7 separate regions of the Homo sapiens genome follow, and regions 1, 3, 4, 5, 6 and 7 are each linked to region 2. Evidence: chromatin loops called from intact Hi-C (ENCODE). Cell type or tissue: heart left ventricle. All regions are shown on one strand. Region 1 holds the start of LINC02380 (long intergenic non-protein coding RNA 2380). Region 2 overlaps IGFBP7-AS1 (IGFBP7 antisense RNA 1). Region 3 overlaps LINC02380 (long intergenic non-protein coding RNA 2380). Region 4 has its middle 120 kb from the start of LINC02380. Region 5 overlaps IGFBP7 (insulin like growth factor binding protein 7). Region 6 has its middle 300 kb from the start of LINC02380. Region 7 has its middle 150 kb from the start of LINC02380.

Region 1 (4,000 bases), 260 kb after region 2:
AAAAATGGCAGTATGATCCTCTAGAAATGCAGCAATTGGAATGAAAAAGGAGCATGGGCTGGCGTAACCCGGGAGAGAAAATGACTTGTAATGGCATAGCAACCTACTTCTCTTCCTGCAAATGGCTGGGGAAAAAGTGTGCTTCCTGGCAGATAGGCTACAATCTACTGTTATTTATCTGGCTATTTCCAGCAAGTTCTCTTCTTATCCTAGATAGCTTATCTCTTCAAAGGAGTCTGTCCAAGGTGAACTCACCATGGGCCAAGAGGTCCTGCCTCTGGGACTGCACATCTGATTAACATGTTGGGGCTTAGGGGTGGGAAGGGCACAGTTTACTTAGATATATCTTGCTAGGTTTAAATTTTCTTTCTGGATACAAATATTTTTTACTGTTATTAAAAAAACCCCATGACTTCAATTTCACAATTTTTGTAGTTATTTCATGTATTTTAATAGGGCAATTGGGTTTCTGATAATTATAGTCTATTTTTCCTTTGGAAGTTGTCATGGGAGGGGTTGATGCCCCACACCCTCTTGTCCTTTGCAACCAGGTCTACTTGCACACTTTTATGCAGGCTGCAGCAGCCTTGTGCATGAGTTGATCCCTCTGGTGCCCGACTTGCCAGCCCTCTCCCATACAGAGAGAGGAAAAAGTCTGAAGACACACATATTTCCCAAATTCAATATCTTGAGTAGCTGAATCATGCCCAGCTCAGATGAATCAGGGTATTTAAGGTGAGCTGCACTTTTTCTTGTCTCTTTTGTATCTGCAGTTGTGGAAAATGCCTGTTAGTTGATGAATGGTCAAACAGATGTAAGAAGAATAACTGGTTCCTAGCAAAATCAGATTAAACTGCCTCAAAAGTAACCAAGCTAAAATGACAACATGTCACCCTGGAAAAGAAGGAAAATAATGGCTTTCAAAGGAATGAGAAAGCACTTTTCAAGAAAATTAGAGTTAATAAGATATCTGAAGATGGAAAACATGCCATCATCCTTCCAAATGTTAGTTGTTGATGACTGTTCCATCTAGTGGGAGATGTCACTTGGCATAGAGAAAAATGCACTGGGCTGTTGATAACCATGGTCTTACCTGTACCATTGACTGTTGGTGAGGTGTTGGGTACATGTTCCAAGTTCACTGAACCTCCGTTTACTCATCTGTAAAATAAGCACTTTTACTCACACAGTCTCAGAGCACTGAACACTGTGCCTGAAAGGGAGGACACTCAGTGTGTGGTAGAGAAGATGATGATGGTGATGTTGAGGGTGACCACAATGATGATGACAATGTGATGATGACATAATGAGCCATCACATTAGTAAGGGTTTTCTAGAGAAACAGCCAATAGAATGTCCTAAGATATGCAGTTGGCAAGCTGGAGACCCAAGAAGAGCCAATATTTCAGTTTGAGTCTGAAGGCAGGAAAAGACTGATGTCCCATCTCAAAGCAGTCAGGCAGAGGGAGTTCCCTCTTGTTCTCACTCAAGGAAGGGTGAGTCGTTGTGTTCTACTCAGTCTTTTGACCTATTGGATGAGGTCTGCCACATTTAGGAATGCAATCTGCTTCACTCAGTCTCTCAATTCAAATACTAATTTCATCGAGAAACACCCTTATAGACACACTTAGAATTATGTTTGACCAAGTATCTGAGAATTTTGTGGCCCAGTAAGTCAACACATAAAATTAACTACCACAATTATGATCATCAAGGGATCTTGCCCTTTACTTCCAAATTCGGTGATTCTAATAAGGGTGCTTTTTTTTGTAAAGCAGTCTTCAAAAACTTGCTTTTTGTAAAGGTTCTGACTTATAGGAAGCTCAGAGTTTTGCATTCTTTTGCTTGGGGAAGCAATTTGAAAAAGGAATCTTACACTTTCAGAACATGCTTTTCAAAATCCTGTTTTCTGACCTCTTGCTTAATGACACCCAATCTCACGGTGCTACATTGTATATATCAGAGAAGCAGCCTAGCCTAGTGCCTAAGAGCTTAAGAACATTGTTAAATTCTTGCTTTGCCACGTACCAACTTGTGTAACTTTGGGCAAGTTACTGAACCTCTCTGTTTCAGTTTCCTCACCTGTAAAACGGGATGGAAATAGTGCCTATCTTATAGGATTGTTGTGAGGATGACATATGTTAATGCATGTAAAGTACATAGACTAGCACCTACCTGGCACAGGGTACACACCCATTAACTATCAGATATTATATATACAACTGAAAAATTAAAGATTTACAGTGGTACCACATTTCAATCCTGTTCATTTATAATCTGTTGTGAAACTTACCAGATAATATCTTTAATTGATGGTATTTTGTAGTTGTCACTCAGCTTCGGGATTTGTTCTCGAGTCTTCCTTGAAAAGCATTTGTGTGTGTGTGTGTGTGTGTGTGTGTGTGTGTGTAAAAGCCTCTGCTAATGAACGTTGATGCAGTGCATCTGCCCACCAGATGGCGCAGTGCTCCCGCTGTTCCGAGGCTCAGCTACCCTGAGGGAGGCAGGGAATTTTGATCAGCTTCTGAAGAATCACCTCATCTCTCCCCGCAGAGAGCACAGAGCACAGGACTTCACGTTATGTCAAGTACATGTCGCTAGTTCTTGTTTGTGACTTTGTAAGAACTCGTAGGCTATAGCATTATATTTTGCAAGAAATTTGTATTATAGAAAAATGATTCATAAATTAAATAAATTAAAATGGTCATATATATGTATGTATGTATATACACACACAGATATCAACATGTGCACAGGTCTAACATAGTTTTTCTGTCTGCAGCATCTCTTGCAAAAGCCCAGCTCCTAGAGAGCAGGAGCCTTCCCAGACTGTGTCAAATTACCTCGGGGATGGAGAGACTTACATGGCATTAATAGAAATCAAATGGCAGAGCTCGGGTTTCTGGTAAGAGCGGGTCCTGGCTCCTTCCTTACATGAAGACCTGTCCAACACTGCTTGCTATCTCCTCCTGTGCCATCTGAAATCTGTGCCTCAAACCGACCAGCAGCCTTCTAAATCTCTTTATTCTAAATTTGGCGCAAACTTCTTTCATCTGTGACTTTTGGAGTCTTCTGCTGCATCACCCCATGATCCAACTTGGAGTTGGGCTCTGTTTCATTGACTTACCAGCTCTCATCATAAAGAACCTTTTTTAGCCCCCAAAGAGTCTGAACAACAGACCTCCTCCACATGGAAATGGTGAATTGATCACACTGAAAACTATTTTGAAGTCAAGCAAGGCCAGCTTATGTCACTCTCCTGCAGCAGAGAATGACTTTCACTTGCTCACTTTCACACTTGCAACCTTCCATTTTCCACAAACTGTCACTGTGGTCTGTTAGAAATATAAATTATGTCATTTCACTCTTCTCCCTAAAACTCTTCATAGATTGCACATTCTTTATTCCTAACATCTTTTATACACTCATTTCAGAGTACTAATGGCATTTGTAACACTATTACTTGCTTATTTATTTTATAACTTCTCACCTAGAGTGTAGGCTCTAAGAGTGGGAACTTTGTTGCTCTTGTTCTCCAAAGTATCCCTTTGAGCTAATGCAAAGTTAAATATAGGAGACACTCAATAAATAATTATGGAACCACACTGTTCTTTCAGCTGCCTGCCACTTTTCATGACTTAGAGCCCCTAAAGTCCATATCCAAAGAAAATTACAAAGTGACGATAATGAAAAACAAAGAACAATGATCATTTATTGAGCACATACTATACACCAGGCATTTCATGCACAATAACTCTATTTCTTGGATTTCCAAGTGTGCTATTATCAGTTCAGTTTTATAAATAAGAAAGTTAAGGTGAAGTAATTGATCAGAAGGTACATGGAGCTGGGATAAAACCCACATCTCTTTGGTCTCAGAGTCGATACTTTTTCTTTTATTCTAGGCTCTGTCTTTATCACACTCTCCTTACATTTTCCCCTGACTCTGAAGACGTTATTAATGTTTATAGCATGGAATATAGTGACATTAGATAAATGT
Region 2 (4,000 bases):
ACAAAGAACAACCTACATTAGACTCCTTTAGACTTGTTTGTTGGGCTTCTCAAAAGGAAACAGTGGAGCCCAGGAGTTTGAGATCAGCCTGAGCAGCATAGTGAGACCCCCATCTCAATTATATATAAAAAAAGGAACAGGGCACTGTGCAGTTCCCTTCTCAAAGGGAACAATCACATTGCTTATGTCAATGTATCTTCAGAGAACAAGTTTCAGCAACATTGTTGAAATTTGCCTGAGGTAACACTGTAAGTTGATAGTGAATTAGACCCTGAAATTTCAGATATTGACTATATTCAAAATTACAGTGTATTTTTAAAAAAATAACAGCTTTATTGAGTTATAATTTGTATACCATGTAATTTTTTCATTTAAAGTGTACATTTCAGTGGTTTTAATATATTCACAGAGATGTGCAACCTTCATCACAAGCAATTTTAGAACATTGTCATTACCTCACCTAGAAATGAAATATCTAGTGTAACAAACAGCTGTGTTTCAGCCAATCACAAGCAACTAATAGGATTCAGCCAATCTCAGCAGCCAACTCATCACACCATGTCCAAATAAGGCAGATGCCTACCTGTAGCCAATCAGGTGATTTCTCTGCTTTGCTTGCCTGTTCAGCCTTTAAAATCTCTCTGCCCACACTACTGGGCAGGGCTCTCTGAACCTCTTCTGGTTTGGAGTGCTGCCCAATTCATGAATGGTTCTTTGCTCAAATAAACTGTTAATTTGTCTAAAAGTTTTTTGCTAACAGCAATACTGGAAGAATTGTACTCACTGCAAAAATGTCTAGCATATGTTTTGTTTAGCTTCTAAAAATAAGATTGACATTTTATTTCAACTTATCAACAAATACAACTCCAAAACACAAATACCCTAATCATTTTCTAGTAGCTGTTCTCCAAGGACAGAGGTGAGCTTTTAATGAAACTGATTTAATTCTTCACAACATCCCTGGGGGTGGTATGGGAGAAGCCTTAAAAAAAGTCAGGTTTTATTGAAAACACTACCTGGAAAAATAGAATTGAGATACACTAATAGTCCTCTCAACACCAAAAAATCCTAGATGTGGGAGATCTTGCTTAGTCAACCCTAACTTGGAACAAGAGTTTGCATTTGATCACATCCAGTGATGACATATAATTTTATCCTTCTCCAAGCTCTTTTCAAGGATCATTGTATCTGATCCTCAAAACATTCCTGGAGGCCCACTTTACTGTGATATTACAGATGAGGAAACAACCCAAAGGAGCTGACATATTTAAGACCCAAAGTGACTTTGACCCAAAGCCTGCCACCCACACCATTCCAGACCCCAAAGACTAGTCTGCTTTTTATTTTCACACTTATTGGAGACTTTCTTTCATTTGCCCATGGTAGTGTTTCTCTTTCTAGAAGCTTCTTTATTGTTTTAAGATGAAAAAATTCATGACCAATTTCCAGAACCTCAAAACACAAAGCAACTGCTTATTTTCCTGAGCTGCTGCGTGAGTCAGTGATTCCCAGTGTTGCTGTGCCTGAAAACCCACCACTAATGTCAGCGCCTTGTGCTGTTGAGTTGCACGCGGCGCCCCTGCAGTCCAGGGCTGGGGCTAGCCCGGCGAGCGCGCGGCAGGCAGAGCATTCCCGGACGAGTCCGGTAGATGGTAGCATTGTGCAGCCGATGCGTCCTCTCCCAGCTTGCGTCTCATTTTTCCCTCTCCCCCTTTCCTGGGCTCAGCGGTGAGGCTCAGGTACCGGCGCCGCCCTGATGCCTACTATGCCGCGCCATCTCCAGATGGTCCGCACCTGGCGGGTCACGACGAGTCTCAATCCACAGCATGGGGCTGACTCGGACTCAGGAGTTTTTGTGGCTCCAGGCGTAACCGTTGCTTTGGATAAAATTGGTCCAGTTCACTTGACCAAGGAGAAGTGCAGAGGAGGATAAACGTCCCCATCCCAGTGGTGTCCTCTCCCGACTCCTTTCGTGTAGTGAGCTTTATTTTTAGAGACTCCCGCGCCTGCCAGCCGCTCATGCTCGGGTTCCCCAAGCGGAGGGGCTCCGCGTGCAGTGTGATGCCCACTGTCGCCGGCAGAGGGCACCGTCGTCACACACTGCGCAGGAGCCGGCGCGGGAAGGCGGCGGGGCTGTCCTTCCCGGTCAGCGTCCTACGCGTGACCTTGGGACCCGCAAATGTCTGCGCCGGAGGCATTGCCTCTTCCCGACTATGGGGGATACTGCACGGGGCTCCCGATGGCCTCTTCCACGCCTGGCCCTTCACTTCTTGAAGCTCACCCTTTTCTTATTTGATCTTTCTAGAACTGGCGCTCTCTCCCTTCAAATTCTGTCCCACCTTGGCTAGGTTCTGGTTCTGAGACTTCTGTCTCCCTGGCTGTTACTTTCCGTTTTTCAGGAATTTTCTTCCTTTGCCAATCCTTTAAACGTCCCTGATCCCAGGATTATTTGTTCTTCTAAGACTCACTCTGCGCACCCTCGCAAACCCACCGCCACCCTCTTCACTGCCTTGTCTTGACGACAACCACATTTTAATCTCCAGTCTAAGTTTATCTTTTGAGCTACAGACCCATTTCTTCATTTTGCCAGGCCAATAGGGACTGCTTGGAAATAATGCTTAGAAAGCAGCCAGTCTAAGAGCTGCTATTTCATTGAGGATGGTAGTCAAGGTTGTCTTCTGTCTAGAAATGCTTTGAATAACAAGTGCTTTGCTTTCAGCCAGCTGGTGTTTCTCTCTGAAGCCTTCTTCAAGGTAAAAAAAAAAAAAAAGAAAGTTTTTAGTGCTTACCTAGAGATGCAGTCACCAAACTTAACCTTCCCCCCCATTCCCCTCTTCTGCTGAGGAAACCATGCCAGGCCACAGGACCAAAACCTCCTTTGCTAGCTCCCTCTGTTTAGACCTGGACAGGATACCTACCTTAAGGCGACAAAAATGCGTGGGAATGGGCCAATCAGAGTCTTTTGAGATTTTGGGACTGGAATGTTGAAAAGAATGGTCTGGTGAAAATATGGAGAGCTCTGTAGCTTCTCTGTAGCGAAGAATCTGTAGACAAAGGGGTGTGTAAAAGATGAGTTGCCTGAGGGAGCAGGCTGAGGTAGGAGGAGGACAGAGCAGACAGAGGTAGTGGAGAGGGCCAGAGTGCCCCAGAAAGCTCTGTTTCGTTCCTCAAGAAACTCAACAGTCTCTTAATTTTGGAAGGTTTTTCTTTTTAAACTTTTTAAATTATTATTATTATTTTTTTTTTTTAGAGACAGCCTTGCTATGTTGTCCAGGCTGGTCTCGAACTCCTGACTTCAAGTGATCCTTCCACCTCGGCCTCCCAAAGCACTGGGATTGCAGGTGTGAACCACTGTGCTTGGCCTATGAAGGTTTTTCTATATTCTGTCCATAGCCCCTTCATCTTGAGCCAGTGCAGAACTGTAGCTAATTCATGAAGAAGCAGAGGACATGAAAAGGAAGGAAAGGGAAGACGGGCTGCTGACAGAATCAGCAAGGTTTAGCAGGCAGCTCCACTGGGCTGGCAGAGTTGGGAGGTTAGTGGCTGTTGTGGTGGTCGGGGAAGCAGAGAGGTTAAATTCCACATTCCCATGAACTTACCACTCCCCTTCCTGAAAATCCCCACATCCCACCTATTGCTGGATCTTAGCAGGTTGGTCAGCCATGACTCCAAAAGTCAAATGCATTTGCAAGTGTCACTAGACTTGTGGAGTGGGATAATACCAAAAGACAAACCCTGTCAAGTATTTATGGAATGCTTATTTTATAAGCATTTAAGGAAAGGGCTGAGGTGAGAAATAAAACTGAGTAAGATAAGATGCCTACCTTCAAGGAGATCCTCAGGGAACACAGGCACTTGAACATAGCACGGGCACTAACATAGAATTAAGTTCAAAATGCCACATGAATACATACAGGAGAAGGGAAAATTAACTCCGCCTTTGATGAGGGTGGGAAGGAGCCAGGGAGAACTTCAAAAGGGGAGGTGACTTTTGAGCTGG
Region 3 (4,000 bases), 280 kb after region 2:
TGCCTCCAGAGCTGGATGGGACCGTTCCTGTGGTCCTCCTGCAGCCGGCTGGTGCAGGGAAGCAAGAGAGGTCTGAGGCCGAGCTGGGCCCCAGGGGCAAGCTGCCGTCGAACATTTCCTGCTGCCATCCACCTTTCTAAGGGCAGGAGAATGTTGGTTTTACAGAGCTGGCAGATCTGACTCATAAAAATCACTTAACCCGGTATTTTAATTGCCCAGAATCCAGGTTGCTGCCTCAATTTTTTTTTTTTTGAGATGGGGTTTTGCTCTTGTTGCCCAGGCTGGAGTGCAATGGGCGATCTTGTCCCACTACAACCTCTGCCTCCCGGGTTCAAGCAATTCTTCTGCCTCCTGAGTAGCTGGGATTACGGGTGCCCACCACCACACCCGGCTAAAATTCGTATTTTTAGTCGAGACAGGGTTTTGCCATGTTGGCCAGGCTGGTCTAGAACTCCTGACCTCAGGTGATCAACCTGCTTCGGCTCCCAAAGTGCTGGGATTACAGGCATAAGCCACCATGCCCAGCCACTGCCTCAATTTTTTCGTAAAGGAGAAGTAGTCTGGAGCTGTGATTCTCCTTCCTGGCAACTCCTCAGAGCAAAAGCCAAGAAAAGAGCCTTAGGGTTGACTGAACCATATTATGGGCTGGCAGATTAAAATAAGAAAACTTGGCTTTTTAAAAATACGTATTTCACGCACGTTAGAGATGTGTGAGGGAGAGGAGGGCATTGTGTGGGGCCCAGGTAAGGAAATAGACTTCAAAATGACAACTCCTAAATCAGCCTTCAGTAGCTCATGAGCTTATTCACCGATAGTGGCTTATTGCACTTATGGATTTTCCTCCTCACCAATTAGAAATGTCCCAAAGATTCAGCTGGCTTGTCACTGACTGCAGCTCATTGTAGGGGCTCTTTGTTCTATGTTTAATTGCTGATTGCTTTTAGTACTGAATTTCAGATGGAGTAGGTGTGTGTGTCTGTGTGTGTGTACAAAGCTTTCATGTGAGAGCTTTATTTCTAGGGAATTTTGTGATTAAGCCTTGAACTATAAGATTTTAAACCCTTTTAGTAGAGGATCTTTCTTAAAAAATAAAAACTTGTCTTCTGCTAACAATCACGTTTCTGTTATCTGTTAAGTAAGAAAATGCAAAAAGATTCCATGACTTCAGTATGTCGAATTAAAGAAGAATCATACCAGCAATTAGAAGTGTGAGGCAGGACTGTAGACCCTTTTGCCCTAACTCCAAGGACCCTCAATTGGGGTGAGCCCACAGGTTGTAGAAAACGGATGGGCTGGCGTGACGTTCTTATTTTATTTTATTCTTTTCTTTGCTCCATTTATTTCTTTTGGAGCACTTATACTGCTGGCTGAGAGTACAAAATGAAGGTCATGGATCATAACATGTCTTGGCTGGAAGGAATCTCAGGCATCCTTCAGCCAGGCACCTGATTTTACGGATGAAGAAACTGAGTCCAACAGCAGGCGAGTACCTTGCCCAATTTCAGGCAGCAAATCTTGTGATGGAGCCAGGAGTGTTCCTGTTCCTACGCCTCTCAACTGCCACTTTCATATTTTTTCTTCTTTAGCTGTGTGGAGAATGGCTGCTTGTCTCCCTCATCCAAAAACGCATTGGATTCAGCTAACAGTTTGTATCAGTCTAATGCACCTATTCACAGATTCTTGTAGTATTAGAAATCTTGTTTCTCAAGTTCAGTTTATTTAAAGTCATATTTCAAAGACTTTGCTTATGTGAGCAGGCAGCTTAAACAAGACTCTCTCCTGGTTTGTTGCTTCTTTCCTAATGCACTGGTGCCTGGGAGAATATTGCTCAAGGACAAGACCTTAGGCAGCGTCCACCTGAAAGCAGATGTGGCTTTTCATTCCTGATCTTTCATCCAAGGTCTGTCTCCAGAGTGCAACTTGCTGCCTTCTGAAGCAGCAGTTGTCATCCCCAGAGCACCCTGACGAGGGCAGCCTTTACTTTCTTGTGTTTTACTGTTGCTGGAAAAAGCTCTGGTCTTTACCTGGAATGGAATGGGCTTGTTTGTCACCTAAGTGCAAATGTCATTTTAGCACTTCGCTGGTCACAACACCCTTTCTGGCCTTTATAGAAAATGACATATTCCTGTGTTCTTTGTCTCTAACACATGCTTCAGAAAGGCACGGTCTGTTATTATGCTTTAAAAGGTTGGAGAGAAAATGCAGAGACCTGTAGGCCAAATACCAGGGAGCACAGAGAACACAAATCAGGCGATTGTGTCACCTGGGCCTCCTGGAAAGTAGAGAAAAGAAAGGGTTGGCTCTGTGTCCTGTTGCTGTTAACAAGCTTTCCACTGTCATTTCTCTTTCTGGGGTCAGAAGGATATTAAAACAAGATTGGGCACTCCCGCAGCCACTGGCTTCCTTGCTTCCATCTCTCTCACTTCCCTTTCCCCCCTGCCCCCAGCCTCTCTTCCCCCTGCCCTCTTGTCAGCCTGGGTTGTGTGGCCCTAGCACTTAGGTCTCTTTATCAGCCCCTTGAGCTGTTCTTGGCATGGGTGCAGCAGCAGAGAGGTACTGTTGAAAGAGCGCCGAAATTGCTGGCAATAGCAGGTGCCAGGGAGGCATCGATCCGGCAGCATGTGACAACTTAGGAACGGAAGGTTAGAGCAATTTTGTGGCCTGTTACAGCGTTGCCTTCTCACAAGGCAAAACCTATGACAAGTGGCTCCATCCTACTTGGGTCTCTGAGACACTGAAACTTGCTTTTAATTACAATAATTACTGCTCCCCGCCAGGCCTGGCCCACGGTGGCCAGAAATACAGGGACATTCTTCACTAGCTGGTTTTCCCTCTTGGCATTTCCCCTTATTCTCATCCTACAGGACTTCCATCCAACATCACACTTGGATAATACTGTTACTAAATAAACACCGACACAGCACATCCCAAGCCAAGCATGCCCTACATGCTGTACTCATGTTACCTTATTCAATTCTCACCTCTCAACACTCCTTTGAGGGAGGTAATATTATAAGCCTTGTATTTTAAGATCAAGAAACTGAGACTCAGAGAGGTTAAACAATTTGCTCCAGGTCATGTAACTAGTGATTAGCAGAGCTGGGCTGAGCTTGGAACGCAGGAAGTCTGGCTCTCCTCCCTGTCTCTAAGCACCATGTTCTGTTATCCCCACAGTCAGCAGTGAGCTCCCTTTCTATAAGCAGAGAGGAAAGTTTACCTTAAGAAAGTATAAGAATGTTGTGCTGCATTAGTTTCTCCAAGATGTTCTGTCTTGAGAGGGAAAATGGATTAAATACAACAGATGGCAGTAACCATTGGCGTTATTAACCTCCCCTTCCAGCAGGACCACCCTGATTTGCTAGCTGTGTGCCATTGACTTGTGTGCCATCTGTCACCATGCACATTGTGCTGTTGGTTCCTCATCAAAAACAAAACTGCCCATCCTCATCTTCCTGTGGGGACTGCTGAAATGCTTCCAAGAACAAGGGACTTATCTTTAAATCAATTTATTAAACAAATACTGATAGTGTGTCTACTACATGCCAGCACTAGGCTTGGTTCTGGGGATATGGATATTCATAAGACATGGTTTTGCCATCTGGCATCACATGGTTTGGAGCAGGAGACAGATAAGTAAGGAGTAAGGTGACCAGGAGTTTGTCTCTTTGCACCCCAAGGCTGGGTTCAAGGAGATGGATGCAAAGTTCTTGCAAGTTGGATGTGACCCAGAATCTTAGTAAATAGAACTGTAAGTTCTGGACTGAAGAAATTGCCATCTATGCCAAGGAAGCTGGCCTGAGATATACTACACTATACCTCATTATAAACTTCCAACAGCAAAGAGAGGAAGTTGTGACCCATATATGAACTGGCTGGACGAAGCTTTAATTTCAAAAGCATTTTTCACTGCTCGTTTATCAATACCACCAGCAAACATCTCCAGGGAACAAGACTGCTATGCTCAAGTTTCATCAGGTTAACCTTGTAAATACATATCGGT
Region 4 (4,000 bases), 140 kb after region 2:
ATGTGTCTTGGAGTTGCTCTTCTCGAGGAGTATCTTTGTGGCATTCTCTGTATTTCCTGAATTTGAATGTTGGCCTGCCTTGCTAGATTGGGGAAGTTCTCCTGGATAATATCCTGCAGAGTGTTTTCCAACTTGGTTCCATTCTCCCTGTCACTTTCAGGCACACCAATCAGACGTAGATTTGATCTTTTCACATAGTCCCATATTTCCCATATTTCTTGGAGGCTTTGTTCATTTCTTTTTTACTGTTTTTTCTCTAAACTTCTCTTCTCGCTTCATTTCATTCATTTGCTCTTCAACCACTGATACCCTTTCTTCCAGTTGATTGAATTGGCTACTGAAGCTTGTGCATTCATCACGTAGTTCTCATGCCATGGTTTTCAGCTCCATCAGGTCATTTAAAGACTTCTCTACACTGGTTATTCTAGTTAGCCATTCATCTAATCTTTTTTCAAGGTTTTTAGCTACTTTGTGATGGGTTCATACTTCCTCCTTTGACTTGGAGGAGTTTGATTGTCTGAGGCATTCTTCTCTCAACTCGTCAAAGTCATTCTCCATCCAGCTTTGTTGCATTGCTGGTGAGGAGCTGTGTTCCTTTGGAGGGGGAAAGGCACTCTGATTTTTAGAATTTTTAGCTTTTCTGCTCTGTTTTTTCCCCATATTTGTGGTTTTATCTACCTTTAGTTTTTGATGATGGTCACGTACAGATGGGGTTTTGGTGTGGATGTCCTTTTTGTTTGTTAGTTTTCCTTCTAACAGTCAGGAACCTCAGCTGCAGGTCTGTAGGAATTTGCTGGAGGTCCACTCCAGGCCCTGTTTGCCTGGGTATCAGCAATGGAGGCTGCAGAACAGCGAATATTGCTGAACAGAAAATGTTGCTGCTTGATCGTTCCTCTGGAAGTTTCATCTCAGAGGGGTACCTGGCCGTGTGAGGTGTCAGTCTGCCCCTACTTGGGGGTGCCTCCCAGTTAGGCTACTTGGGGTTCAGGAATCCACTTGAGGAGGCAGTCTGTCCATTCTCAGATCTCAAACTCTGTGCTGGGAGAACCACACTCTCTTCAAAGCTGTCAGACAGGGACATTTAAGTCTGCAGAGGTTTCTGCTGCCTTGTGTTTGGCTATGCCCTGCCTCCAGAGGTGGAGTCTACATACAGAGGCAGGCAGGCCTCCTTGAGCTGCGGTGGGCTCCGTCAATTTGGAGCTTCCCAGCTGCTTTGTTTACCTACTCATGCCTCAGCAATGGCGGGTGCCCCTCTGCCAGCCTCGCTGCCACCTTGCATTTCGATCTCAGACTGCTGTACTAGCAATGAGCGAGGCTCTGTGGGCGTGGGAACCTCCAAGCCAGACGTGAGATATAATCTCCTGGTGTGTCGTTTGCTAAGACCACTGGAATGTGCAGTATTAGGGTGGGAGTGACCCAATTTTCCAGGTGCCGTCTGTTGCAGCTTTGCTTGGCTAGGAAAGGGAATTCCCTGACCCCCTGTGCTTCTGGGGTGAGGCAATGCCTCACCCTGCTTCTGCTCATGCTCGGTGTGCTTCACCCACTGTCCTGTACCCACTGTCCAACAAGCCCCAGTGAGATGAACCCGGTATCTCAGTTGGAAATGCAGAAATCACCCATCTTCTGCGTTGCTCATGCTGGGAGCTGTAGATTGGAGCTGTTCCTATTCAGCCATCTTGGAACTGCTGCCCCCATGTGGGTTTCTTAAAGCACAAACACAGTGACTGGGCTACAAGAGGAAATGTTCCAAGAGGAGACAGGAGATGAGCAGAGGTGCCAAGGAGAGGTGCAGATCTCTCAGTCTTGAAAGATACGTAGCTCCCTTCTGCCACATTGTAGCAATTAGAGTGATGCACAGGGCCAGTCCAGATCCAGTGTGGTTGTACCAAGATGTACAAGGAGGTTTGGTCACTGGGACTGTCTCTGGAGATTAGCTACCACAGCATCTAATCAGAAATGAGAAAGGGGTGGAGAGAGGCTGGTCATCACATACAAAGTTCCACTTAGGAGAATTGAGTTCTGGCATTCTATTGCACAGTAGAGTGTCTATAGTCAACAATAAAATATAGTATATGTCAAAAGAACTAGAAGGTAGCATTTTGAATATTCTCATCACAAAGAAATGATAAACATTTGAGGTATGTATATATGTATCAAAACATCACACTATACCCATAAATACATACAATTAATATGTATTGATTAAAGAGAAAAAAAACTTGAAAGCAAAAAAGGAATTTCATCAAAGTGTTCTAGAGAAAGCTCGGTCTTATTCTTTCTCTGTGACTATCTTCTTTGGTTGTTATGGTGACTTCAACTGGAATCAAGGATATATATTCAGGGCTATCTCTCTCTCTCTCTTCTTTTTTCTTGAGACAGAGTTTCACTCTTGTCACCCAGGCTGGAGTGCAATGGTGCAATCTTGGCTCACTGCAACCTCTGCTTCCTGGGTTCAAGCAATTCTCCTGCCTCGGCCTCCCAAGTAGCTGGGATCACAGGCACCTGCCACCATGCCCGGCTAATTTTTGTATTGTTTTTAGTAGAGACGGGGTTTCACCATGTTGGCCTTGAACTCCTGACCTCAGGTGATCTGCCTGCTTTGGCCTCCCAAAGTGCTGGGATTACAGGCACCTGCCACCATGCCCAGCTCTCTCTCTTATTTTAAATTGACTTTTATTTTAGATTTAAGGAGTACATATACAACTTTGTTACTTAGGTACACTGTGTGATGCTGAGGTTTGGAGTATGGTTTATTCTGTCACCCAGGTAGTAAGCATGATACCCAATAGAGAGGTTTCTCAACTTTTGCTCCCCTCTCTCCCTTCCCTCTCTAGTAGTCCCCAGTGCCTATTGTTGCCATCTTTATGTCCGTGTGTACCCAAAGTTTAGCTCCCACTTATAATCGAGAACATGTGGTATTTGGTTTTCTGTTCCTGAGTTAATTCGCTTAGAATAATGTCCTCCAGCTGCATCCATGTTGCCATAAAGGACATGATTTTTAAAAAAAAAATTTTTATGGTTATGTAGTATTTCATGGTATATATGTACTGCATTAAAAAAAATCCAATCCACACTGATGGTCATCTAGGTTAATTCCATGTCTTTGCTGTGTCTTTTCTATGATTATGAATAGTGCTTCCATGAACCTATGAGTGCATGTGTCTTTTTGATAGACCGGCTTACTTTCTTTTGGATGTGTACCTAGTAATGAGATTGCTCGGTTGAATGGTAGTTCTAAGTTCTTAGAGAAATCTCTAAACTGCTTTCCACAGTGACTGAATTAATTTACATTCCCACTGACATAAGCATTCTCAGGGCTATTAAACAGGAATAGATTTGAGGTAAAAGTTGTTACAAGATAAAGCAATGTTACCTCTCTTTTGAATTTTCTTATGTATTAAGTAGAGCTGACAGGTGACAATCTGCACTCTTTTTGTCTAGGAAAGTTTTTCCAGGTATTTCTCATTTCTCCTTGCTGCTATAGTGGTTGAATGCAGGCTCTGAAATCAAGTTTCTTGGCTTTGAATTTCAGCTCCTTCAATAACAAGTTATGTGAATCTTGGCAAGAAATTGGTAGTCACAAGCCCCAGTTTCCTCATCTTTATAATGGGGATATTCATTCTACTGTATAGACTGTGAGAATTGAGATAATGCATATAAAGTGCTTATCATAGTGCCTGACATGCAGTAAGGTTCCGGGAATTGTAGCTACTTTTATGCAATAAATAATGAGTGCATGGGAGAACCTAATACCAAGGAGTTGAGCATAAAGGCATATTATGGGGAGAGGTCACAACCAGATAGGAGGAGATCCCCTAAGCCAAACATCTTTGAAGTAAGAGCAAATATTGCTGTACCAAATAGATCTCCTATTCTTTGCTTTCTTTCTTTTTCTTTCTTTTTTTTTTTTTTTGAGATGAAGTCTTGCTCTCTCACCCAGGCTAGAGTACAGTGGTGCGATCTCGGCTCCCTGCAACCTCTGCCTCCCAGGTTCAAGCAA
Region 5 (4,000 bases), 130 kb before region 2:
TAATTTCTGCTTATTACTATTACCTTAGAGGTCACTATTTTTGATTAAAAAATATTCTTAGAGGTCAAGGAAGCCCTAATCTGAAGAAATATTCAGGCAAGAAAAGAATTAAACAGAGAGCCTCTCCGTCTCAGAAACAAATATTGGGAAGGTGTTTTGCTTTCGCTGTGAGCATCATCTTTGATTTAAAAGGGTTAAGTCAAATATGGCTATTTCAGTTCACGTTCCCATTTCAAAATATTGCCCTTCGAATCTTTCTAGGCTAGGAGTTTGCTGAAAGGTATGGGGCTTGTTAAAGCCAGCTTTCCTTACTACCAGTAAGGAAAGTAAAGACCACTCGCCAGGCTGTGCCAACCGTAAGAATTGCCACCGTAGTCTCAAGTGTCATGGAGAAAAGGCTTGTACCATTAATTCTGCTGTTGCTAAGAATCCTTGAGCAAGAAGGACATGCTGTCTTTATTTGAGCCTCAGTTTCTCTTGTTTTACAAGTGAGGATTCTAATAATCTATCCAAAAAGGTGTTCTACTCTTAAATTGGATTTGAAACACACATGATAGTAAATATGTTTGTATTCTTAACAGTCTGGTTACAAGGACAGCGATGAGAAAACAAATACCCTGTTTAATTATTTAGGTCAGTGACTTCCCAAGTTTCCTTAGTTTTGACATGGACCAAACTATCGTATATCTGGAATATACAAAAGTTTTAGGAAATGACACCTTCATAAGTGGTAAGTGTGATGCCTTAACATAGGTTCTGTTCTATTTTTTATTTTTTATAAGAACATGGTGGTTGTGATCGCTACATTAGTTCCAGGAGTCACTGATGGGTCATGGTCTGCAGTGTAAGAAACATTGCTTTGGGTCATGCATGTGGCAAATTACATTATGAAGGTAGAGGAAAACCGGCAGAGCATCACAGTTGGGTTTTGCTTGTTCTGGAAAGTCTGCAGAAAAAATTGTTTCTCTCCTACTTCCTCTTCACTTCTTTACTTCAGCACCCATCTCGTTGACTGACATAGTGGGTTTTTTGGTTTTTTTTTTCAGAGACAGGATCTTGCTCTGTTGCCCAGGCTGGAGTGCAGTGGTGCCATCATAGCTCACTGCAGCCCCACCTTTTGAGCTCAAGCGATCCTCCCACCTCAGCCTCCCGAGTGGCTAGGGACTACAGGTGCGAGCCACCACACCAGCCTCAACTGCCTTGGTGTTTCTGACTAGCCCTGAGGACAAGCACTCAGGGAGGCCTTGTCTATTGGGATCTGCCCTGTACAGTCCTAAAAGGGAAAAGATTCCCGAGGCAGACGTATTCCTCTGGTATGTGAATACTGTAGCTGGGATTGGGTAGAGCAAGGACTGAAGAAATTATTCTTTGCCAAGATTTGCCAATAAGGTCACATGCCCCAGGACGCTTGGGTGACCCTCGCTTCTCATTGTGTAAGTATCCCTAGAAAACTGTAGAGAACTGCAACGGAGCTTTTCATGGGTATTCCTCGGAACATTATTTCTCCACCTCCCCACACCCTGAGCAAACCAGCAATCTCCAAATTAGCAGTGAGGAACGCCTGCAGTTCTTGCAGTAAGGATGGAGGGGAACCCATCCACGGACTGCATTTCTGCTCTTACTCTTGCTCCGCCTTCCTCTTAAAAACATAACTGATCGGGGTGAAATTTTATTGCTCCTTTAAGAGAAGCTTCACTGTAAAGGATGGTATAGTAGTGTTGCCTCTGCCATCACCCCCACCTCAGGCATTTTCTGGTACCTGTTCCCAGATTTTACACAAACCAGGCGGATTCACGCCGGTGCCAATGTCAGTGGCCGCATCCCTCCGGCCGCATGGGGGAGCCAGAGCTTAGCAGGTGACCCGACCTGGGCTTGAGCCCTTCGTGGGATTTTCACAATGCAGCAGGGAGAAGGGAAGCCCTTTCTTTCCTCTGGGGTCTTTAAGCTGTAATAAAAATGTGAGTGGAGTTGATATCTCCCACTGCATAGGAAGCTTTCTGAAGCAGAAGAAAATGAGACTAGTATATTGAGAGCAAAGAGTCAAGAGTTAGAGTTCTGATGGCGTGTGTACCTGGATGCAGGGGCCCTTGAGGCTGGATCCCGCCCCGCTTTTTGTTTTGCCTAGGCTGGTTTCAAATGGGCTGGTAGAACTTGCAACAGAAAGAGCTCCGACTGCGGGAGCCACAGTCCTCCTGGAGTTCTAGAAGTTGCTTCTCCGGTCACACAGAGAGCAAACAAAATAGTCAAGGGAGACTATCATCCACCTTAGAGCTTGCTGGAGAAGTAAGGCAGCTTAAAATGGATGTCTGGTTATGCCCTTTTACTTAAACTAAGTTCCTTTTTTGGTAGCATGAGTTTGATAATTTTTTAATTTTTATTTTTCGTAGGATAGTTGTGAGGCTCAGCAATTCAAAATGTATAAAAAGGACAAAAACGACCAGGCGCGGTGGCTCACACCTGTAATCCTAGCACTTTGGGAGGGCAAGGTGGGCGTATCACCTGAGGTCGGGAGTTCGAGACCAGCCTGACCAACATGGAGAAACCCTGTCTCTACTGAAAATACAAAGTTAGCCAGGCGTGGTGGCGGGTGCCTGTAATCCCAACTACTTGAGAGACTGAGGCAGAAGAATCACTTGAACCCGGGAGGCGAGGTTGCGGTGAGCCGAGATGGTGCCATTGCACTCCAGCCTGGGCAATAAGAGTGAAACTATGTCTCAAAAAAAAAAAAAAAAAAAAAAAGACAAAAACGTAAGTGTATGGTATAATTGTGAGGTGTTAGTTGATGGCAAATAAGTGTTTTCTTTTCCCTTCTCCATACATGCTGAGATGATGTTGTCCTTCAAATATGAAGATAATTATACAAGATAATGCCACTTGAAGGGAAAAATTTCCAGGAACAGTAGCTAATGTCTACTGAGTGCTAACTATGTATCAAGTAATTTTTACTTGCATTACTTTATTTCATCTTTATGATAATTACATGCTACTTTTATAAGGTAGAGAACAGAGTTGAGGCTAACAGCAGTGGTTTTCAGTCCAGGGCAATTCCCCAGCTCCACACCCTTAGGGGACATTTGGCAATGTCTGAAGATGCTTTTAATTCTCACGACAGGGGGGATGGGGGAATGCTACTGTTATATAGTGGGTAGAGGCTGGGGATACTGCTAAACATCTTCCAAAGCACAGGCAGCCCGCACAACAAATAATTATCTGGCCCCAAATGTCAATAGTGCTGAGGCTGAGAAACCCTGACTTGCAGAGAACTCAGCCACCCTGGCTAAGGAATTCACACTCTTTTTTTTTTTTTTTTTTTTGAGACAGGCTAGAGTGCAGTGGGGCAATCACAGCTCACTGCAGCCTCAATCTCCTGGCTCAAGGGGTTCTTCCACCTTAGTCTCCTGAGTAGCTGGGGCCACAGGCATGCCTCACCATGCCCAGCTAATTAAAAAAATTATTTGTAAGAAGGAAGTCTCACTGTGTTGGTCAGGCTGGTCTCAAACTCCAGGACTCAAGTGATCCTCCTGCCTCAGCCTCCCAAAGTGCTGGGATTACAGGCATGTGCTACTGCACCCAGCCTCACACTTTTTTTTTTCTTTTTTTCCATTTGGGAAGTCATTTCAAAGCTGATTTATTAAAAGAATATCATGCTTTTTCCACTTGGGGCTGGGGCCAGCATTTAGCAAAATTCAGAAAGGAGACATTTTTTTCTTTGCTATTCCTCCTCTTGTTCCTTTTTAATGCTCTGTTCTGGAGTGGTCTCCTCTGTCCCTAACTTATGGTTCTACAGCCTTGGTACTTAGGAGAATAGATCCCACCTCATTCCTTCTATCCTACTTCCAAGTGCCCTTAAAATGTACTCATCCATCTCCCAGCACTTAGGGAATCTGAAAAAATAATCCATGCTCCCAGGAGAAGGCTACAGGGCTTTGTGTCCTTTTACCTTCTTAGCCGAGCCTCCCAGTAAAATAATAATAATGCCTCCAAGCAGACAGGATCTAAA
Region 6 (4,000 bases), 570 kb after region 2:
CCAAAGACATACAGAAAAATAATTTGATTCATTCATTACTTTATGCTTTCATTCATTTATGCTTTCATTCTTTCAATGAATGTTAATGCTGCCCACAATGTGATCATCACACTGCTAGGCCCTGGAGATACAGTGGTGAGGAAGTTAGACAAAGCCCCTGCTATGTGAAGATGAAAGGTAAAGCATATGTAAACTCAGACTATAGAAAAAAAGAAATTAAAAAGACAGAGAGTGATAGTGTGTCCGGAATTGGTGGGTTCTTGGTCTCACTGACTTCAAGAATGAAGCCGCGGACCCTTGCGATGAGTGTTACAGTTCTTAAAGGTGGCGTGTCCGGAGTTTGTTCCTTCTGATGTTCGGATGTGTTCGGAGTTTCTTCCTTCTGGTGGGGTTCATGGTCTCGCTGGCTCAGGAGTGAAGCTGCGGACCTTTGTGGTGAGTGTTACAGCTCTTAAGGTGGCGGGTCTCGAGTTGTTCCTTCCTCCCAGTGGGTTCGTGGTCTCACTGGCTTCAGGAGTGAAGCTGCAGACCTTCGCAGTGAGTGTTACAGCTCATAAAGGCAGTGTGGACCCAAAGAGTGAGCAGCAGCAAGATTTATTGCAAAGAGTGAAAGAACAAAGCTTCCACAGTGTGGAAGGGAACCCGGATTGCCACTGCCGGCTCAGGCAGCCTGCTTTTATTCTTATCTGGCCCCACCCACATCTTGCTGATTGGTCCATTTTACAGAGAGCCCCCAGTGGTCTGTTTTGACAGGGCGCTGATTGGTGTGTTTACAATCCCAGAACTAGACACAAAGGTTCTCCACGTCCCCACTAGATTAGCTAGATACAGAATGTCGACTGGTGCATTCACAAACCCTGAGCTAGATACAGGGTGCTGATTGGTGCATTTACAATCCCTGAGCTAGACACAAAAGTTCTCCACATCCCCACTAGATTAACTAGATACAGAGTGTTGACACAAAGGTTCTCCAAGTCCCCACCAGAGTAGCTAGATCCAGAGTGTCGATTGGTGCATTCACAAACCCTGAGCTAGACACAGGGTGCTGATTGGTGTGTTTACAAACCTTGAGCTAGATACAGAGTGCTGATTAGTGTATTTACAATCCTTTAGCTAGACATAAAGGCTTTCCAAGTCCCCACCACAGTCAGGAACCCAGTTGGCTTCACCCAGTGGATCCCACACCTGGGCCGCAGGTGGAGCTGCCTGCCAGTCCTGCGACATCTGCAGGCACTCCTCAGCTCTTGGGTGATCGATGGGACTGGGCGCCGCGAAGCAGGGGCGGCGCTCGTCAGGGACGCTCGTGTGGCACAGGAGCCCATGGAGGAGGGGGAGGCTCAGGCACGGTGGGCTGCAGGTCCCGAGCCCTGCCCCATGGGGACGCAGCTAAGGCCCGGCGAGAAATTGAGTGCAGCACCGGTGGTCCAGCACTGCTGGGGGACCCAGCACACCCTCCGCAGCTGCTGGCCCGGGTGCTAAGCCCCTCATTGCCCGGGGCTGGTGGGGCTGGCAGGGCTGGCTAGCCGCTCCGAGTGCAGGCCCGCCAAGCCCACTCCCACCTGGAACTCCAGCTGGCCCGCAAGCCCCGTGTGCAGCCCCGGTTCCCGCTTGCGCCTCTCCCTCCACACCTCCCTGCAATCTGAGGGAGCCGGCTCTGGCCTTGGACAGCCCAGAAAGGGGCTCCCACAGTGCAGCGGTGGGCTGAAGGGCTCCTCAAGTGCAGCCAAAGTGGGAACCCAGGCAGATGAGGCGCCGAGAGTGAGCGAGGGCTGCAAGGGCTGCCAGCATGCTGTCACCTCTCAATAGGGTACATGCAACTATTTACTTAAGTGCAGCCAAAGTGGGAGCCCAGGCAGAGGAGGCACCAAGAGTGAGCGAGGGCTGCGAGGGCTGCCAGCATGCTGTGACCTCTCAATAGGATACATGCAACTATTTTACTTAGTTTGTCTTTTCTTTGAGGAGATGATTAATATTAAGATTTTTGGGTAAACATCACTAGACTTGATAATCCAATATCCCTTTGGCATGACTATTGATCTAACAAGATGTAGTGGAGACTGTCAGTGGTCAGCCAATATCCCCTTGGTTCCCTTTATCACTTTATGCATGCCAGCTTGATTTGAAATGGGCAAGATCTGTGTCTTTGGGCTGTTGGAACACACTTTGCCAGCTCATGCTATGGCTGAGCAACAGCTGGTCGTTAATGCCCACTCCAGGTAGACTTTAATTGATAATATGGGTGTGGTGGTATAATTACCCCATCCCTTGGGGTAATTATATGTTATTCAGAATAATTCTGAAGCATGCATTTTACACTATTTCCCAGGTGTAAAGCTTTAGTTGCCCACTGTGGCAGCTTCTTTCACAACATACTTCATACTTGAATTAAGCAACCAAGCAGACCCTAAGCAGCAGTATTATGGTAACTGCTAGGTTGGTTTGCTTCCATAGATTTGGATGGTAAGGAGAAAATAAACTCAAATGACTTTAGAAAGCTTATTACTTAGGCAGATAGCAAAAGCAAGATCAAACTGGTGTCCGCTCCCAATGTCCTGGTGGCATCACAGTACAATTGAGAACCAGTGCAGATCACATGAGCAGAGAGTCACTTACCATTGAGGAACCAACCGTAAATTCACACCAGACAGTTTTGCGGTTTGTAGCTGTACCCAAAAGGAAGACAGGGTAGAAAGTCCCATACATCACCAGAAACAGACAAGCTTCATAGCAGCCTTCTACAAGGTAGGTTTCTCCTGTAAGTTAGGGACACAGGTGAAAAGTGGTCATGTGATGGATTTGCACAAGCTGCTTATCTCCTCATGTTCTTGAGAGTGTTACAGAGTTGGATAGTGATGGAGCCTTCCTTTTTTTTAGACCGTGATACACACAAGACCACCACAGCACCAGATTACCACATTCCCCAGCAATTTATCAATATCCCTACTCCCCCATAACACCTCCTCCTCCCTCTTCTGGTATTTCTGCACCTCCCAAACAACCTCTTTGCACACAGTCTTTGTCTCAAGGACTGCTTTTAGGCAGTGCAGGGGACCCAACCAAGACATTACATCTACAATTATATCTAAGAAAGCTTGGCTGGACATGGTGGCTCACACCTGTAATCTCAGCACTTTGGGAAGCCGAGGCGGGTGGATCACTTGAGGTCAGGAGTTCGAGACCAGCCTAGCCAATATAGTGAAACCCCACCTCTACTAAAAATACAAGAATTAGCTTGGTGTGATGGCACACACCTGTAGTCTCAGCTACTCAGGAGACTGAGGTGGCAGAATTGCTTGAACCCTGGAAGCGGAGGTTGCAGTGAGCCAAGATCGCACCACTGCACTCCAGCCTGGGTGACAAAGACTCTGTCTCAAAACAAAACAAAACAAAGAAACAAACAAACAAATCAGAGAAAAGAAAGCTGACTTCGTGGAACTGTTAGAATGATTTTGTTATGTTGCAGTTCTGAGCCTAGGCACAGAATTTGCAAGATTTGCCTTGATTTCAGCTACAGAGTGTGCATGTGTTTTGAAAAGGAAAAACAACAACAAATCTATTCCATAATATATTTGTTTTGTGAAAGACAGAATCTCTTTTTGTAAAGAAGAAAATGACTTTTGAATGAAAAATTTTGATATCAGGGTTTAAATATGAATGATTCAGGAAGGTGGTATTACTTTAAGAAAAAATGAAGCAGATGTGTGCAGGTATAAGTGTAGACATTTATGGTATAAACATTTATGAAAAGATTGTGCACGCAAAGATGGAGTAGGGCGCTTGAAAATCTATGACATGAACAGATCCCTTTCTAGGCAGAAGATATATTTTTTTTTCTAGCATTGTCAATACCTGCTGTGCACAGGTGGTTTGGGCAGTTGGGGCTCTTGCACATAAATATTGTTATTCAGATTCAAATTTAAGCATACAGATTTCACATCTCCCAAGGGTCTCAGTATTTGAACCTACCTAGTTCTGACTTCAGGGACTCTACTCTTTGCAT
Region 7 (4,000 bases), 110 kb after region 2:
CTAAAACTAAAACATGTAACCAAATCAATGAATGCTCATTAATAAAATGGAAAGTACAAAACTTGAAGCATAGGTATCATTTCTAGCAGCTTACTTCTTTGCAAAATAAAAGATCGACTGTGTAAGGAGGTACTCATGTTAGTGCCCAGCATACAGTTTTAAATGTCAGATGCTCATAAAGTGGCCTTCAAAACTCATTTTGCCTATATACAGACTAATTTTGTCAGAGTGTGAATTTACTTTGCCTGCTGCTAACAGAAGAAATCTCAACTCTTTAATGTGGCCCACCTCGATCTACCCCCACTGGGGTGTCCAGGCTACTTCCGCAACATTGCCTGGGTGCCTCTCTGTTCACCTTCACCTAAGGATACTACTGGTATTATTTAGGGTAACACAAGCTCCTGTCACAAGTAGACCCCAATGCAGAATGATTCAAACACAGTAGAAGTTCATATATGTTTTACTCACTAAAGAATCCAACGTAGGTGCTCCTGGTAGGCAGGAGAGCTCTCCTCCATGAGGTCTAGTCGAGAGTCAAACTGATGAGAGCTCTGCGGTCTTCAGCACGCAGCATCCAGAGCTGCCCTGGTCATCTTTGTTCCAGCCAGTTAGAGGGTAAACTGGACAGAAAGCCCATGTGAGGGGTTTCTGGGCCAGCCCCGTCAGTCATCACTTCTAATCATATTCCATTAGCTAGAATTTTTAGAAGGGTGGCCATACTGAATTGCACAGGAGTTTTAGGAAAGATAATCTGGCCAAGTGTAGAAGAAGAGGAAATGGATAATTGTGAACAGCTAGTAGCTTTTGCTACACACTCTTTTATGACTCTGTCCTTTTGCTCATACAACTTCTTTAGTCTACTTAGTTTTCAAGATCTAGCTCAAAAGCAACCTCTTTGTCTAAGCCTCCTAGTTGCAATGACTTGTTCCTTCCTCTGTCTTCCATCTTGAACCTCTGTTATGGCCACTTTTGAATTCTACTTTGTGCTCTGTTAGTTTTTTATACATTGGCCTTACTCACTTAACTGTGAGCTCCTTTAGCACACCACCATATTGCGGTGGGGGAAAGCAGAGGTGTGGGGGTCACACAGGAATGGCTTTAAATCAGCTGTGCTACTTTTTAGCTGTGAGACCTTGATCAAGTCACTTTCTCTGTCTTCTCATTTTCCTCACCTAAAGAACGTGAGTAATACTGCATAGTGTGGTAGGAAGGGCTAACTGAGATAATACTTGAAACTTCCCGATGGGATTTCGTAAGAATAAATTCTCTGTAGATGTTAATGTTGCAGCCCTTTGCCTCTTCTATAGTGATTTTTCCCTTCATTGGCATTTAAAAAGATGCAGCTGAATTGAGCTCTGAGTCCTCTGCCTTCACAGCACTACAGTAGCAGAGGTTCAAGTCAAGAGCATGAACTACTAGTATATCCAGCATGGGCAATAGAGGCGAGGACAGAAGGAAGCCACTTGGAATAGCGTCAATATGTTAGCTATGTAGGCGTTCACTCAGCTCTGGAGGACTCATCGCCTGCTTAACGAATTGTGTTAACTCCAGCCAAGCTTGCAGCTGCCTCTGATGACCTTTGAGAATTGCTGTACACCAAGCAGCGGCTGCTTCATTGCAGATAAGGCCAGAGGCAGCAAGCAGAGCTCAAGCCAGGGCTGCCCCAGGTGACCCATTTAAGCCTCTGCCAAGAGCTACTGGGGCACTGGAGTGAGAAGAGAGGGGTTAGGGGAAACTAGATACCAAGAAAATGGCAGAAAATGCGTCACAGATGATTTTACCCAGTATTGTTTACTCTGATGCCTATCCCTGTTCAGGCGCTTTGGAAAGTACTATTTTAGCCTCAGGCATTTGCCTGGGTGAGGTGGAAAAAAGAAGACGAAAGGATGTAGACCTTTGCTGGCTTATTGTTGTTGCATCTTTAATTTTCCCCAAGTGAGATATTTCAGTATTATACTGGAATAGGTATCCATCCCGAGCTGAAGAGCCATGTGGAGCAGTGGTTAAGAGCAGGGCAGTGGAGCCAGGCCACCTGGTTTGACTAGCATCCTCACAACTTTTTCCCCCAGCTTTTCTGTGTAATTGACAAATAAAAATTGTATATATTCAAGGTGTACAAAGTGATGTTTTGATATATATGTACACTGCATACATATATAATACATACACTTATTTATGAATACATATACATACATTCATGCATACATCATGAAATGATGTATACAATCAAGCTAATTAACATCTCCATCACCTCACATAGTTAGTAGCTTTTTTTATGATGAGAATCCCTAAGATCTTCTCTTTTAGTAAATTTCAAGTGTACAGTGCATTATTATTAACTATAGTCACCATGCTGTACATTAGATATCCAGAACTTGTTCATTCTGTCTGACTGAATATTTGTACCCCTTTACAACATCTTCCCATTTCCTCCACTCCCAGCCCCTGGAAACTGCCATTATACTCTCAGTTTCTATAAGTTTAACATGTATATATTCCAAATGAATGAGATCATGCAGTATTTGTGTTTCTGTGTCTGGCTTATTTTACTTAGCATAATATTGTCCAGATTTATCCGTGTTGTTGCAAATGACAAGATTTCCTTCTTTGTAAAGGCTGAATAATATTCTAGTGTGTTTGTGTCTGTGTGTATACATACATATATATACCACATTTATATAGACACACCACATTTTCTTCATTCATTCATTCATTCATTCATTCATTCATTCATCTATAGGCATTTAGGTTCTTTCCATATCTTAGGTATTGTGAATAATGCTGCAATGAACAGGGGAGTGCAGAGATTTCTTTGACATACTGTTTCATTTCCTTTGGATATATACCCAAAAGTAGGATTGCTGGTTCACAAGGGAGTTCTAGCTTTAATTTTTTGAGGATCCTTCATACTGTTTTTCATAATGGCTGTACCAATTTACACTCCCACCAACAGTGTGCAAAGTTTCCCTTTTCTCCACATCCTCACCAACACTTGTTACCTCTTATGTTTTTGATCATAGCTTTTCTAACAGGTGTGAGGTGATGTCTCATGGTGGTTTGAATTTGCATTTCTCTGATGATGAGCGATGTTGAGCACCTTTTCATATACCTGTTAACTGTTTGTATGTCTTTGGAAAACTGTTTATTCAGGTTCTTTGTCCATTGTAAAATCAGAACATTTGTTTTTGCTTTTGCTTTTGCTATTGAGTTGTATGAGTTCCTTATACAGTTTAGATGTTAACCCCTTATTGCACATATAGTTCGCAAATATTTTCTCCTATTCCGCAGGTTGCAAACTTACAGCTTACATGTTGTATAACTTCGCATCACCAAATTGCTCTGTGCCTCAGCTTCCTCATGTGCAGAGTGGGCCTAATTAATTATCTGATGGAACTGTTTTAGGATTGCATGTGTTAATATATATAAAAGACTTAGATCAGGGCCAATGGTAATTGGGGTATAAATGTTTGTTAGGTAATATTTATATGTATACGAACCAAACAAAAAAACATTTCTCTCCTTTCCTCATCATTTTCCACAGCTAGTTTTATTACACTTCCTGAAGATTAAGAGCCTCCAAACACTTCAGTGGTTACAACAGTTGATTTGACTGTCCCCTAAAAATTCATGTGGAAATTTAGTGGCCAATTGACAGTATTGAGAAATGGTGCCTTTATGATTTGATTAAGTCATAAGGCCCCACCCTTATGAATGGATGAAGGTCATTATCCTGGGAGTGGGCTAATCACCTCAGGAGTGAGCCCCTGATAAAAAGGATGAGTTCAGCCTGATTTCCTGTCTTTCTATCCCACATGCTCACTTCTGCATTCCACCTTTCTTCCATGGGATTGCCCTTGCCAGATGCTGGCACCATGCTCTTGGACTTCTCAGCCCCTAGAAATGTGAGAAATAAATGGATTTTCTTTATAAATTAACCGATCTGTGGTATTCTGTTATAGCTGGACAGAAAGGACTAAGACAGGTTCAGACCTGTTTGGTG

Evidence for each region. Peaks named below come from ENCODE experiments on the same cell type or tissue, not always from the same donor. Only the 100,000 strongest peaks of a DNase experiment are listed, where the experiment ranks them.
Region 1: a loop joins it to region 2, with 4 times the contacts of the local background. A loop is called at or near these places in 52 of 110 quality-filtered maps.
Region 3: a loop joins it to region 2, with 5 times the contacts of the local background. A loop is called at or near these places in 6 of 110 quality-filtered maps.
Region 4: it touches region 2 in a loop (14-fold over the local background); 31 of 110 quality-filtered maps call a loop at or near these places.
Region 5: a loop joins it to region 2, with 6 times the contacts of the local background. A loop is called at or near these places in 58 of 110 quality-filtered maps.
Region 6: it touches region 2 in a loop (4-fold over the local background); 3 of 110 quality-filtered maps call a loop at or near these places.
Region 7: it touches region 2 in a loop (2.4-fold over the local background); 8 of 110 quality-filtered maps call a loop at or near these places.

What each region holds. Positions count from the first base shown.
Region 1 is chr4:57,424,523-57,428,522 of GRCh38, forward strand. It overlaps LINC02380 (long intergenic non-protein coding RNA 2380), which reads left to right and starts at 1,350. Exons shown (of 6, transcript NR_125907.1): 1 at 1,350-1,496; 2 at 2,457-2,587; 3 at 2,783-2,905. RefSeq lists an enhancer at 2,281-2,575. In heart left ventricle, a CTCF peak has its summit at 2,478 (motif pointing right); a DNase peak (open chromatin) is centred at 2,449.
Region 2 is chr4:57,162,107-57,166,106 of GRCh38, forward strand. The region is part of intron 1 of IGFBP7-AS1 (IGFBP7 antisense RNA 1); the gene reads left to right. Among named protein-coding and RNA genes, the nearest start is that of IGFBP7, 54 kb to the left of the region's middle. RefSeq lists a silencer at 1,520-1,569. In heart left ventricle, CTCF peaks have their summits at 1,679 (motif pointing right), 2,052 (motif pointing right) and 2,253; DNase peaks (open chromatin) are centred at 1,625 and 2,085; H3K4me3 peaks cover 934 bases; H3K27ac peaks cover 630 bases.
Region 3 is chr4:57,440,966-57,444,965 of GRCh38, forward strand. All of the region lies in intron 4 of LINC02380 (long intergenic non-protein coding RNA 2380), which reads left to right. Among named protein-coding and RNA genes, the nearest start is that of LINC02380, 17 kb to the left of the region's middle. In heart left ventricle, a CTCF peak has its summit at 1,976; a DNase peak (open chromatin) is centred at 1,966.
Region 4 is chr4:57,301,849-57,305,848 of GRCh38, forward strand. No RefSeq gene overlaps it. Among named protein-coding and RNA genes, the nearest start is that of LINC02380, 120 kb to the right of the region's middle. In heart left ventricle, a CTCF peak has its summit at 1,725 (motif pointing left); no DNase peak of the experiment used is centred here.
Region 5 is chr4:57,036,350-57,040,349 of GRCh38, forward strand. All of the region lies in intron 2 of IGFBP7 (insulin like growth factor binding protein 7), which reads right to left. Among named protein-coding and RNA genes, the nearest start is that of POLR2B, 59 kb to the left of the region's middle. In heart left ventricle, a CTCF peak has its summit at 1,832 (motif pointing right); a DNase peak (open chromatin) is centred at 1,832.
Region 6 is chr4:57,728,541-57,732,540 of GRCh38, forward strand. No RefSeq gene overlaps it. Among named protein-coding and RNA genes, the nearest start is that of LINC02380, 300 kb to the left of the region's middle. In heart left ventricle, no CTCF peak of the experiment used is centred here; a DNase peak (open chromatin) is centred at 1,699.
Region 7 is chr4:57,268,962-57,272,961 of GRCh38, forward strand. No RefSeq gene overlaps it. Among named protein-coding and RNA genes, the nearest start is that of LINC02380, 150 kb to the right of the region's middle. In heart left ventricle, no CTCF peak of the experiment used is centred here; a DNase peak (open chromatin) is centred at 1,630; H3K27me3 peaks cover 205 bases.